3 separate regions of the Homo sapiens genome follow, and all the other regions are linked to region 1. A link is a contact called in ENCODE Hi-C or POLR2A ChIA-PET data. All regions are on one chromosome and are shown on one strand. Each heading gives the region's core, a stretch centred on a gene start or an enhancer-like site at or near the end of the contact. The rest is flanking DNA. Distances are from core to core; before and after follow the strand shown.

Region 1 (4,486 bases), core at 524-3,023:
ATGACTGTCCTTACTGCTATTCCCTCACTGTGTCTCTTCTTTCTTCTCCCCGCCCCCCTCGCACGCATCCAAGTTCTCTGCCCTCAGCTTAATAGAGTGCCTCCTGACTGCGAGGCCCTGCACTCGGCCCTGGGATGCGTTTGCTGAGTCCTTGTTCTCCAGGCGCACAGGGTACATACATAAAGGGCTTCCCGAGAGAGTGTGAGAAGCTCCATCCAGCAGGTGGAACCAAGTGCCAGGCATGCTCTTCTTTGGCTACTCCATTTTCTTGTCTTCCCTGACTTCTCCGAGACCAGGGCCTCTGGATCGAGTCCCTTCTTCCTCTCTCTCCCTGGTTCCTTCTTTTCTTTTTCCCTCTCTCCTGCCTCCTCCTCAGCTGCTCCAGCCTTGGGCCTTTACGGGGTCATCTTCCATGCTCCATTGGGGCCCCCTCTTGGGCCCGGGTTTCCTCCATAGCCTTGTCATCCCCTCCCCCATCTGGGGTCCCTCTGGCGGGCCCAGGTCTCTCTCCCACACCAGGGAACCTGCCCTTTTGAGGAGTGGAATGTACTGTCCCTCCCGCTGGGGCCTCGGGCATGCCAAATCTGCCAGCGTGCTCCAGTGACAGGGAGCTAGCAAGAGGCCAGTCCCAAGAGAGAGGGGAGGGCGCCAAGGCCGGAGAAGTGGAGAGGTGCCCACGAGAGAGGACCCGCGGAGGTGGGCCACGGGGATAAGGAGGGCGGGCGGGCGCACCCCTGCCTTCGGAAGTTCTCTCCTCTGCGCCCTATTGGCCGCCTTGTCCCGGGCTGAATGAGGGTCAAGGAGAAATCAGGGGGCGGGACAGAGTGACTGGAGGCCGCTCCCCGTCACCCGCCCCTCCATTTCGCTCCATAGAGCTGAGAACCTTCATCTCCAGCCCTTCCTCTGGTACTAGAAGGGGTGGGTGGTCTTGCTGAGCGTCTAGGGCTGGGTCGGAGAGAGGAGGCGTGGGTTCCGTCTGTACTAGGTACCCAAAGGTGGTGAGCTTGGCTCCACGAAATTACAGCCCACAGCACCCAAGGCTTGGAAACCCCAGGGCAGAAGCAGCGTCTCAAGACCTCTAGCCTCGGACCCCACATGCCACAGCTCAGCTCAGTTGCCGGGCTGCAGTGCGGCTCCCCCCACGGGCCCCCTTTCTAAGCTCTACTGTGGAGCGGCAGGTGCCGCAGGCCTCCCCGGTACCTCGGCCGCAGCTGCGCTCCCGGGCCATGGAGGGAGGGAGACACGACAGTGGGGCATCGAGACTCCAGCGGCCAAGGCGCACCCATCTAAGCACCTTGGGATCTCGGTGGAAAGGAAGGGGGGTAACGGGGGCCGGGAGGAGAACTGCAGAGCTCGGCCGCTGAGCAGAGTATGGGAGGGGGGAGGGGCGGGGGCTCCCTTCCAGCCTTCGGGGTCTGGGGACTTAGGGATGTAAAGGAGAGCAGGGGGGTGTGACAATTCAGCAGAGGTCGGGACGTACCACGGAGCCAAGTGGCGGGGGGGGCAGAGGACGTGGTCACCGAGGGGAGCCCCCGCCCCCCTTCGTAGAAGCCTATGGCTGGGGTTGCAGGAAGAACTGGAACTGGTCTGGCCATAGGGGGAAGCGGCGCGTTAAATCCGCCCCCTCTCCATACCCTACTTTCAAGGGGTGGGCGGTAGAGGGGAGGTTGGGGTTGGAGCAGCGGCGAGGGGGCCCCTCCCTTGCACCTCCCCCCACCGGACTTGGTCGCGCCCGAAGTGTAACACTTTCTCTTTGTCGGAGGAGCTCCTCTGTTTCCTGTGCAGTAGCTCCCGTTGCGGCGGCACCCGTGGCAGCCCTGGCGGACGCAGGAGCGATGGCAGCGACCGATATAGCTCGCCAGGTGGTAAGTGCAGAGCTTGGGTGCCAGGGCCGGGGCCGAGGGCCTGGTGAGGGTCAAGGAGACCTGGCCGCCGCCGCCACATCGCGAGGAGGGCAGTGGGCAGCATCCAGGAGCCAAGGGCACGGTGGGACTTCTGCTCCCGGGGTCAGCAGCTCAGTCCCTCAGCCTGTCCCGGAAAACGGTGGTGGCGCGCGGGGGGCGGGGGGCGGCAGGGGGGCAGGCAAAACCTGCGGGCCGGCGGCTGAACTTGCATTGCCCAAGAGCCGCAGTGAGCGCCACCGCCTCCCTCGCTGCAGCTGCGGCCCCACGGCTGGGGCGTTGCCGAATGAATGGCCGTAGGAGCCGCCGAGCCCTCCGGGTCCCTGGCACCCTGGCCTTGCCGCGCCCCTGCGCACGGCTGCCCGTTGTGACCCGGGACCGCACAGGCAAAGAGGCGCGGGGCTGGGGTTAGCCTGGGGCAGAAGGCGGTGAGTGGCGAGGGGGGCGGGGAGGTGACTGGCTGGGATAGGGTTTCTCTATATGCATTACATATGTGACTGCGTCTGTGTGTGTATCGGTGTGCGCGTATGTGTGCACGCGCGCGCGCTCGTGTCTTCCCGGGCGGGCGGCGGCGGCGCCGGGGTTCTGTCTGTGACCCAAAGAAGTCCGCGTGTTTCTCTGAGTGTGCTCACCTCTGTGGTGTGTGTCCGAACGCCTCTCTGTCTGCTTGTGCTGTGTGCCTCTGGGTCTCATTTGTGCGTCAGTGTGGGGTGCAGTTGGCTGGCCTGTAGGTGGCTGGCTGCGTATTTTGGCATGTTTTGGAGCGGGCCTCTGAGGATCTGTCTCGGGTGCATGTTCAGTGTAACTGGGCTTGTGTGCCAAAACCTGTGGAGCTGGCTTCTTTCTATGGAGACTCAGGAAAATAAGTGTGAGACTCGCAAAAGCGGTGCCGTCTCTTTTTTTGTTGGCGACCGACTCTGGGAAAAAAAAAATCTTCATTTAAAGAACTGAAGTTTTCCAGCCTGGGATGTGCAGAGAAACCATGTTGAAGTGACCTGAGGCTCCATGTTTGTTTTTTAAACCAGAAGTTTGGTTGCAAAGGGCGATGAATTCCATTTGGGGGGGACACCCTAGCTATTCTATTCATCCATGGGTATCTGGGACTTTAATAAGCCCACCAGCACCCCGAGGTGAGGAAGGAGTGGGAGACAGAGGTAGGTCAAATCCCATGACACCACATACTACTTGACGAAAATCTCTGAACCACATAAAAATGTTTTTCAACCTTGTAGCTTACTTATTTAGGAAAATAGTTCATGCAATGCAACTACAGTACAAAAAAAAAGCCTCTAGGTATTTGGTGTAATTGAAATTGATTTTACAAAATCTGAAGCCAGAATCTGATAATATTTTCTCTACAGAATATGTATTAATGTCTCTTTTGTCCCTGTTTGGAAGGGCAGGATCATTTCTTCGGAACCTCCTCCACCCCCTGCACACCCTAGCACAGAGCACTTTATGCAGTCATGTTGTGGAAGGACCAGGAGTAGACAGGGGACATTCTCTGTGATGATGCAATTTGAGAGAATTTTCTTCCCCCAAGATTGGCACTCTCGTTGTTTATTGCTTTAGTGTTTTGAGGGCTCCCTCTTTTCTGCTGTGGCTTTTCTGCTCCTGGTTACCTGCATTTCAGAGATGGTATAGCTGAAGTAGAGGAATTAATCTCTGGGATTACACTAGCTCCATCCAAAAATGACGCTAATGATTTTTCATGTCAGCTAATGAATTTGCATCGACCTGTCCTCCATACTCTCACCAGTTTCTCTTGCCTGGATTAGGATTGCAGGGCAGATGTTGCAATGGGGAACATTCCAGAAGGTTGTGTGTGTTTCACCTCAGGCACAACTCAGGCAACCTAGAGATGCCCTTTGTTCTGCAGATGGGGGTGAGGGGGTGCTTTAGGGCCACTTGGTTTGCTTTGCATGGCTCCAGTTTGCTCTGGCTGGCCTTGCCATACTGTATGATGAAGAACATAATTGTACGCCAGATTCTGAAGCTGAAAGAGCAGCCTAAGCACTCGAGACCTTGTTATCGTGATAAATGGGTTTCTGGGAAAACTGACGTCACTCTCCATGCCCCCCTCCCCCAGCCAGTGAAGCTCCTGTTTATGTGTCATTTGTCTCTCTGTTCTCCTTTGTGTCTGCAATAAGTTGTAATTCACCAGGGAAGACGGAGTTAACTCAGGAGACCTTGGACATCTGGTTGCTGCTTGTTTCCTCCAAGGAACATGTATTCAGGGTTTGGGAACAGAAGACTAGAGAATAAACCTAAGTGTGGCTAGCTTAGGAATTCTTTTTTTTTTTTTTTTTTTTTTTTGAGACGGAGTCTTGCTCTGTTGCCCAGGCTGGAGTGCAAGTGGCATGATCTCGGCTCACTGCAACCTCAGCCTCCCAGGTTCAAGCGATTCTCCTGCCTCAGCCTCCCGAGTAGCTGGGATTACAGGCACCCGCCACCACACCTGGCTAGTTTTGATATTTTTAGTAGAGGGGGGTTTTCACCATGTTGGCCAGGCTGGTCTCGAACTCCTGACCTTGTGATCCACCCGCCTCAGCCTCCCAAAGTGTTGGGATTACAGGCATGAGCCA
Region 2 (4,486 bases), core at 934-3,433, 250 kb before region 1:
AGGAGGCTGAGGCAGGAAAATAGCTTGAACCCTAGAGGCAGAGATTGCAGTGAGCCAAGATCACGCCACTGCACTCCAGCCTGCTTACAGAGCGAGACTCCATGTAAAAAAAAAAAAAAAAAAAAAAAAAGAATAGGAATACTGATCCTTAACTCTATATTGCTGGGCTGGCATACAATGAGACTAGTTTAAGGAGCTGGACAAAGAGGGGATTACAAATTCCTTTTGCTGGATAGATAATAGAGGCTGGGTAGGGTATGTGGGAGGAAGCAGAAGGATGAAGAGAAATAGGTTAAAGGGTACAAACATACAGTAAGATAGAAGAAATAAATTCAATGGTTTTTGTTGTTGTTTTAAGACAGTGTCTCACTCTGTCGCCCATGGAGTGCAGTGGATCAATCACGGCTCACTGCAACTTCGATTTCCGGGCTCAAGTAAGTGTTCCTCCCACCTCAGTCTCCTGAGTAGCTGGCATGCACCACCACACTCGCCAAATTTTTAAATTTTTTGTAGAGACAGGGTCTCCCTATGTTTCCCAGGCTGGTCTCCAACTCCTGGGCTCAAGTGATTGGCCCGCCTCGGCCTCCCAAATTTCTGGAGTTACAGGTGTAAGTCACCATGCCCAGCCCCAAATTCAATGTTTGATATTGACAGCATGGTAGAGTGAGAGTACACTATTTTTTTTTGGAAACACAGTCTCACTCTGTTGCCCAGGCTGGAGTGCAGTGGTGCAATCTCACTCTCGGCTCACTGCAACCTCAGCCTCCCGGGTTCAAGCGATTCTCGTGCCTCAGCCACCCTAGTAGCTGAGATTACAGGCACGTGCCACCAGGCCCAGCTAATTTTTGTATTTTTAGTGGAGACAGGGTTTCGCCATGTTGGCCAGGCTGGTCTCAAACTCCTGACCTCAAGTGATCCACCCGCCTCTGCCTCCCAAAGTGCTGGGATTACAGACGTGAGCCACCATACCAGGCCGAGAGTACACTTAACAAAAATGTATTGTGCTCAGATAATGGACACCTTAAATACCCTGACGTCATCACTACACATTATATACATGTAACAAAATTTCACATGTATCCCATAGATTTGTACAAATTTAAAAAATAATAAAAAATTAGCTGTGCATGATGGCACATGTCTGTAATCCCAGCTACTCAGGAGGCTGAGGCAGGAGAATCACTTGAACCTGGGAGGCGGAGGTTGCAGTGAGCCAGGATAGCCACTGCACTCCAGCCTGGATGACAGAGGGAGCCCTTGTCTCAAAAATAAAAAAATAAAAAATAAAATGACACTTTTTGGGGAAAAAAATACAAGCCAGACGCAGTGGCTCACACCTATAATCCTAGCACTTTGGGAGGCCGAGGCTGGCGGATCGCTTGAGCCCAGGAGTTCAAGACCACCTGGGCAACAAGGTGAAACCCTGTTTCCCCCGACCCCCCTCAAAAAAAAAACTACCCAGGCTTGGTGTCGCATGCGCCTGTAATCCCAGCTATTCAGGAGGCTGAGGTGGGAGGATAGCTTGAGCCCGGGGAGGCGGAGGTTTGCAGGGAGCTGAGATCTTGCCACTGTACTCCATCCTGGGCGACAGAGTGAGCAGAGTGAGTTCCAGTCTCAAAAAAAAAAAACCTCCTTTTGCTGGGGCATATTGGTGGAGACGGTGGCTAGGGGATAAGTATGCAGTTTTTCTCTAGGCGGGAAACTTAATTGAAGTTTATCAGGCGCGAGTCATTAACAAAATTTGCGCCCTCTAAGCTAACACGGCAATATGGGGCTTAGACACCATAGCTAATCCCCAGTCGCGAAAAACCCTCCCGATTTGCTTGGGATTGGAAAGAAAAAGAAAATACACATTCATACTTTCATACATGACATACACACACACACACACATTTATATATAAATACACACAGAAAGCACAGGAAACACAAGCAGAATTAACTGTCTTGTTCATACGGCCACTCAGTGAAATGTATACTGTATATTGTGTTTGAAATATATACTTCCCTTCAAGTGTTTCAAGTTCAAGGCTGAGAAAGAACTTGGTCTCTTGCTTAGACTTGAGGAGCCTCACTCGGAACTGGAAGGATGCACGCAATCTAGTTGCCCCACCGGCTTATTTATATTGATGCACACATCGCTTCCTGTCGGTGACGACCGCCTAGATCCGGGGAAGGGTTTTGCAGAAGTACCCAGAACTGTGTCCAAGGTTTCCTCAGATTTGGGCTGTTCCGCAGCGGCAGGTCCCGGGAACCAAGGCAACAGACATCTTCCTAGGCTCGCGAGAGCGCCCCCTTGTCCCACGGCTGCTGGGGCCCCCCAGTAGCCATGGCTCCGGTGTCCGGCTCACGCAGCCCGGATAGGGAGGCCTCGGGCTCGGGGGGAAGACGTCGCAGTTCGTCGAAGAGTCCGAAGCCCAGCAAATCTGCCCGCTCCCCGCGGGGCCGCCGCTCTCGCTCGCACTCTTGCTCTCGGTCCGGGGACCGGAATGGACTCACCCATCAGCTGGGTGGCCTCAGCCAAGGCTCCCGAAACCAGTCCTACCGCTCACGCTCGCGGTCGCGTTCTAGAGAGCGGCCCTCTGCGCCCCGGGGCATCCCCTTCGCTTCTGCCTCCTCGTCAGTCTATTACGGCAGCTACTCGCGCCCCTACGGGAGCGACAAGCCTTGGCCTAGCCTCCTCGACAAGGAGAGGGAGGAGAGCCTGCGGCAGAAGTGAGTGAGACGGCCGCACTTTCTCTTGTACGAGCCTACGTGCCTTTGGAGTCCGATCTATCATTCATTCCGCTTCTGACTATTCGCATTTCGCTCACTCTGCTTGCCTTGCGCCCATTTTCATCCCTTTCTTTAATCCACCCACGACAACCCTTTATTCGTCCTTTTCATTTTCCCTTACCCTCAGGCCCCTTCATATAGTGCCCTGGTCTCCCGCTACCCCCTTCCGCCTCCTGTCTTGTTAGCGAATATTGCCGAGAGTTCAGACCTACCAGAACTGTAGCATTTACCTGGTTGTGTCATTATCATTCGTGAATATATTTGTATTCCCCACTAGACTGAGCTCATGGAAAGGAGGAGCCAGTGAACGGAGGAGAATTCTGATCACAGAATTCTAAGTGCCTGGTACTTTATAGGCGCTCAACCATTGCTTGTTGAATGAAGGAACTTACAGGTCTGAGATAACAGGATATTTATGTAGAAACGTTTTGTGGGGAATTAGGAAGGAATGAAATCAAGGGTTTAAGTTGGAGAGGAAATAAACCTTCCCCTCAGACAAGACGATTAGATGCATGTAGGAAAAGTGATCTGATAAGCTATAGATGACCCCACTTTGAGGAAGGTCTTGTTAAGTGGTCTCAGTCTTGACCTCGAAAAATGACGCCAGGATGAGACTAGATCTCTAATCAAAGTGAGTATTGGAGTGGAAAAATGCATAGCTTGGGGATTGTTTTGTTTTGTTTTTGAGACAGGGTCTAGCTCTGTCGCCCAGGTTGGAGTGCAGTGGTGCAATCTTGGCTCACTGCAGCCTCCACCTTCTTGGGCTCAAGTGATCCTCCCACCTCAGCCTCCCTCATAGCTGGGACTATAGGTGCGCACCACCACACCCGGCTTATTTTCGTATTTTTTGGTAGAGACAGGGTTTCACCATGTTGCCCAGGCTGGTATCGAATTTCTGGGCTCAAGTGATCCTCCCACGTTGGCCTCCGGAAGTGCTGAGATTACAGGTATGACCCCACATGCCCTGCCGAGCCTGTCCTTTTCATCACTATACTTTATTACCTCCCACTGCCGGAAGAAAAAGACTCAAGACATCTCCCAACTGTTGGAACTTTAACCTACCTCTCAATGCCTGTAATATTTCTAAGTTTCTCATTTTTTTAAACATATAAGTGCACGTAAATAACTTAGTACAGTGCCTGACACATAATTTAACAATAAACAAGATATTAAGACTTACACAGCAATAATTATGAGCCTTTTCCTTTCTCCTTAAAACTATGCATTTTTTGGCTGGGCACAGAGGCTCATGCCTGTAATCCCAACACTTTAGGAGGCCAAGGCAGGAGGATCACTTGAATCCAGGAGTTCAAGACCAGCCTAGGCAATATAGGGATACCCTGTCTCTACAAAAAGTGTTTTAAAAATCAGCTGGGCGTGGTGGCATGTGCTTGTAATTTCAGGTACTGGGGATGCTGAAGTGGGAGGATCACTTGAGCTGGAGAGGTCAAGGCTGCCATGAGCCATGATCTCACCACTGCACTCCAGCTTGGGTGACAGAGGGAGATGCTGTCTCAAAAACAAACAAACAAAAAAAAACAAAGAGAAGAACAGGAAGAAAGAAAGGAAAAGGACAAACTCCAGAATCAGACTGAGTATGAAGCCTTTATTTGCCACTTAATAGCTGTGTGACCTTGGTCAAGTTACTTAACCTCTCTGGGCTCCATTTCTTCATCATTAAAAGGGGGATAAAATAAGTACTATGGATTAAA
Region 3 (4,486 bases), core at 1,987-4,486, 160 kb before region 1:
TACACATCCTAATCCCCAGAACCCATGACTGTGTTAGGTTATATAGCAAAAGGAAATTAATGTTGCTAATCAGCTGTCCTTAAAATAGGGAGATTATCCTGGATTTTACAGGCGGACACAATGTAAACACAGGAGTCCTTCAAAGTGAAAGGGGAAAGTGCAGAGGCCAGGAGTTGGAGACCAGCCTGGGCAACACAGTGAGACCCCTTCTCTACAAAAATGAAAATAAATTAGCTGGGCATGGTGGCATGCACCTGTAGTCCCAGCTATTTGGGAGGCTAAGGCAGGAGGATCACTTCAGCTCAGGAGTTTAAGCCTTCAGTGAACTGTGACCCTGAAAAAAAAACTTGGAATGGCAAGGCAGAGAATAAAAGAGATATAGACAATAGACAGAAGTAGGGGCAGGGTCAGAGAGAGATGCTTGAAGACGAAGGGTTCATAAGCCAAGGAATATGGGCCGCCTCAAGAATCTGAAAAAGACAAGGAAATCTATTATCTCCTAGAGCCTCCAGGAAGGAACTCAGTCCTGCCAACACCTTGATTTTAGCCCAGTGAGACCCATATTGGACTGTTTGTTTATTTATTATTACTATATTTTTTTGCCCCCTCACAGGACAAAGCTAAAACCTTGTTGGACTTTTAACCTACAGAACTGTAAGATAATACACTTGCATTATTTAAACCCACTAAATTTGTGGTAATGTTACAGCAGGAATAGGAGGCTAATACAGTTGGTGTGGGGGAAGATCAAGTGTTCAGTTTTGGATGCATTCGGTGGCTGAACACGTTAGACGTCTTAAGTGGAGATGTTCAATAGGCAGTTGGATACATGACTCTGGAAATCATCAGGGAGGTATGGGCTGGAGATGTAAATTCTTTTTTTGTTTTGTTTTGGTTTTGAGACGGAGTCTCGCTCTGTCGCCCAGACTGGAGTGCACTGGCACAATCTCGGCTCACTGCAACCTCGACCTCCTGGGTTCAAGCGAATCACCTGCCTCAGCCTCCTGAGTAGCTGGGATTATAGCTGCCTGCCACCACGCCCGGCTAATTTTTTTGTATTTTTAGTAGAGACGGGATGTCACATGTTGGCCAGGCTGGTCTCGAACTCCCGACCTCAGGTGATCCACCCGCCTCGGCCTCCCAAAGTGCTGAGATTACAGCTGTGAGCCACCACGCCCGGCCTGGACATGTAAATTCTAGAGTAGAGTTGTCAGCAAAGACAGAAAAGCCAAAAGAATGAATGAGATTAATAAAGGAGTGAGTGTACATAGAAAAGAGGTCTAAGGACTGAGCCCTGGGACACTTTATTCTGGCAACTGACAAACAGCTGGTGGTTTAAAGCTAGTGAGGACACCAAAACAGAGGCATACACTACCAACATGCAAGTGCAGAGCTAAGCAGTAGGTCAGAGGCAGATGCATAAACAAGGCTCATAAGAACGGCCAGGTACTGAAAGCAAGAGTAACAGATGTCAAATACAGGGAAACCGTTTTAGCCACAGGAATAGGAATCCAAGAATAGGCTGGACAATTGGAGTGAGAAAATTTAAGTGCAGAGTCAGGGGAATATATTCTAGAGGTCGGCAAAAATGGGAGTTGGCCCTTAGGCAGCTTTCTGCCTTGGGCTCCTATTGCATCTTTAATTTGGTTTCTGTCCTCTATGGGTGTCTGTGTCTCTCTCTCTTTTTGAGATGGAGTCTCACTCTGTCACCCAGGTTGGAGTGCGGTGGCACAACCTCGGCTCACTGCAACCTCCGCCTCCCAGGTTCAAGTGACTCTCCTGCCTCAGCCTCCCAAATAGCTGGGACTACAGGCGCCTGCCACCATGCCCAGATAATTTTTGTATTTTAGTAGAGACAGGGTTTCACCAAGTTGGCCAGGCTGGTGTCGAACTCCTGATCTCAGGTGATCCGCCGGCCTCGGCCTCTCAAAGTGCTGGGATTACAGGAATGTGCCACCACGCCCTGCTAATTTTTTTTGTTTTTAGTAGAGACAGGGTTTCGCCAAGTTAGCCAGGCTGGTCTCGAACTCCTGACCTCAGGTGATCCACCCACCTTGGCCTCCTAAAGTGCTGGGATTACAGGCGTGAGCCACCACGCCTGGCCGACTGATCTGCTTTCTATCACTGTGGTTTTATTTTTCTAAAATTTCATATAAATGGAATTGTACAACATGTACTCTGTGTCTAGATTCTGTCACTCAACATAATCACTGTTAGATTCACATTTGGATTGTTTCCAGTTTGGAGTTATTATAAATAATGTAAAATTGGCCCTTTTTAAGTGAAGATGGTGATCGCAACTAAATCAAGTTGGGTTTTATTTTTATTCCCCTCCCTGTGGGACATCAGTACCTGGGGAGAAGGATCCTTTTGCTAAAATAAGGTGATGAAAACAAATCTTGTATATTTTAGTCATATTACTCCTTTAAATATCAGTATCTTGTGTTTATTTATTATTATCCTTCTTTTTTATATACAGGGTCTCGCTCTGTCGCCCAAGCTGGAGTGCAGCGGCGCGATCATGGCTCACTGCAGCCTCGAATTCCTGGGCTCAAGATCCTCTCTTCTCAACCTTCCCGAGCAGCTGGGACTACAGGCGTGCGCCACTGAACTCGGCTAATATTGTAGTATTTACTAAGTATCTGTAAATCCTAATCAATATAAGGAAAATAAAGTTTTTTAAATGTTAGGCTTTTTCTTTTAGTTGTAGGAAAATAAATGCTAAAGCCTCTGAATTCAATGATAAAAAATACAAGTCGCTCCCCTAGTGAGGCAAAATTTGGACGGCATTGAGTTTATCTGATGGAAACTAAGCGTGAAGAACCTATCTTTCGACCTGGAAAACTCTGAAGATGAAAGGATTCGATTTACTCACAAACAGGGACCCTGAGATAGCTCTGGCCCCTGAACGCCCAACAAAAGCGGGTAGCTGCTTTGTATGCCGGGATTTGTAGTCCCCGACAGAGTCACTTCAAGATGGCGGAATTGCTAATGACGCGCGAAGGGGCGGGCCCCGAGGGAGTCTGGGCCGCGAGGGGATTGGGTGGCGCAGGAACTTGGCGGGCGGGAAGTAAAAACCAGGTGTTAAAACCTTTGCACTGGGAAAGGCCCAAGTCTCGCGAGAGCTTGGCAGGACCCAATGGAACGTGGGGCCCGACTTATCACAAGGGGCATTTGTTGGGGGCGGAGCTTTGACGGGAGCTTCCCGGGAGCCGTTTGTGCCCGGGGTAACCCCGTTCCGGCCAAGCCGCTTCAGCGGGGGACGTAGCCATGAAGGAAGAGAAGGAGCACAGGCCTAAGGAGAAGCGAGTAACCCTGTTAACCCCCGCCGGGGCCACAGGCAGCGGTGGTGGGACCTCGGGGGACAGCTCCAAGGGGGAAGATAAGCAGGATCGCAACAAGGAGAAGAAAGAAGCGCTGAGCAAGGTGCCCGGTCGGCCGCTGGCCCGGGAGAGGGCGGGACGAGTCCGCAGCGCGGGGAGGATGGCTGGGAATGGGGCTGCCCCCTTTCTTTCTCAGGTTCTCCTTCTATCTCTTCGCCTGAATGGAAGTCGCATCATCCTGGTTCATCCATTCACCCGAAATGGGGAGAGCCCCTCCCGGCCAAATCCTGGGTGGGGGTGAGGAAAAGAGGGGACTCCCCAAACGGGAAGGGTTTAGGTCAGAGCTGTGAGATGATAATGGGAGGGAAGAGCGACGGTATAAAGAATGAGGAACTAAAGGTGTAATTGGGGAGAAATATTAAATAGTGAAGGAGACATGAGGGATGGGAATATTATTCATGGAGGCGAGTTGGGGGAGAGTGCAGGGTGATTAATGGTACAGGAGGGTAGATCGAGAGCATCCTATTTTGAGAGCAATGGGTAGATTTTTTGTATTCGTTAGAGTTTTGAATTCTTAAGTTCAATGGGCAAGGATTTTGTTTTAAGATGTGTTGGACGTGGGAGAAACTTGTTGCTAAATCAAGATTTCGTGGCACCCACAAAGACCAGCGTTGGCTTACTAAGTTATTGCCACTAGATCTGTTAAAAAATGGGTGATCGAAAATGATGCACAAACCTGGTAAACTGCAGGGCTGCTGTAAAGAGCAAAACCTGCGATTTTTCCTTGCTCCAGGTGGTTCTCATTTCCAAGGGTTTTTTTAAACCGCGTTACTATTATGTTTGACTAATTCTGAGCATTGGGCTGCAGAAGAATATTTTCTCCTGGGTTTTTACAAGTGATCTCATATTTTAAAGCCCAGCCTTCTTCAGGAACTGTGATTCTTTCAGGTATGACAGAAAACTGATTTGTACTAATTTTATTTTCCTTATGCATTTCTTAAGGTGGTAATTCGAAGATTACCTCCCACTTTGACCAAGGAGCAGCTTCAGGAACATCTTCAACCTATGCCTGAGCATGATTATTTTGAGTTTTTTTCTAATGATACGAGGTAAAAAAAAAAAAAAAAGGAAAGGGGTAAATGAAAAAGGTTTCTTTCATTCTT

Evidence for each region. A loop is a pair of places that touch in the nucleus more often than their neighbours do. ChIA-PET counts read pairs that join two places held with the same protein, here RNA polymerase II (POLR2A). Pooled maps may share reads with other maps.
Region 2: a loop to region 1 is called in a map of mammary epithelial cell, with 8 times the contacts of the local background. The contact joins the promoter of NKAP here to the promoter of SEPTIN6 in region 1. A Hi-C loop is called at or near these places in 1 of 168 maps with a recorded cell type or tissue (mammary epithelial cell), 2 of 37 single-sample maps with no recorded cell type and 11 of 50 pooled maps. POLR2A ChIA-PET finds 5 or more read pairs at or near these places in 4 of 52 experiments (Caco-2, activated CD4-positive, alpha-beta T cell, activated naive CD4-positive, alpha-beta T cell and 1 more).
Region 3: a loop to region 1 is called in a map of IMR-90, with 10 times the contacts of the local background. The contact joins the promoter of UPF3B here to the promoter of SEPTIN6 in region 1. A Hi-C loop is called at or near these places in 1 of 168 maps with a recorded cell type or tissue (IMR-90), 4 of 37 single-sample maps with no recorded cell type and 9 of 50 pooled maps. POLR2A ChIA-PET finds 5 or more read pairs at or near these places in 8 of 52 experiments (CD4-positive, alpha-beta T cell, CD8-positive, alpha-beta T cell, H1 and 4 more).

What each region holds. Positions count from the first base shown.
Region 1 is chrX:119,690,455-119,694,940 of GRCh38, reverse strand. It overlaps SEPTIN6 (septin 6), which reads left to right and starts at 1,773. Exons shown (of 11, transcript NM_145799.4): 1 at 1,773-1,865. The coding sequence starts at 1,836. RefSeq lists silencers at 1,530-1,579, 2,090-2,219 and enhancers at 1,760-1,889, 2,710-2,759.
Region 2 is chrX:119,941,448-119,945,933 of GRCh38, reverse strand. It overlaps NKAP (NFKB activating protein), which reads left to right and starts at 2,183. Exons shown (of 9, transcript NM_024528.4): 1 at 2,183-2,714. The coding sequence starts at 2,329. RefSeq lists an enhancer at 1,946-2,446.
Region 3 is chrX:119,851,713-119,856,198 of GRCh38, reverse strand. UPF3B (UPF3B regulator of nonsense mediated mRNA decay) reads left to right here and starts at 3,236. Exons shown (of 11, transcript NM_080632.3): 1 at 3,236-3,426; 2 at 4,326-4,432. The coding sequence starts at 3,271. RefSeq lists an enhancer at 3,202-3,261.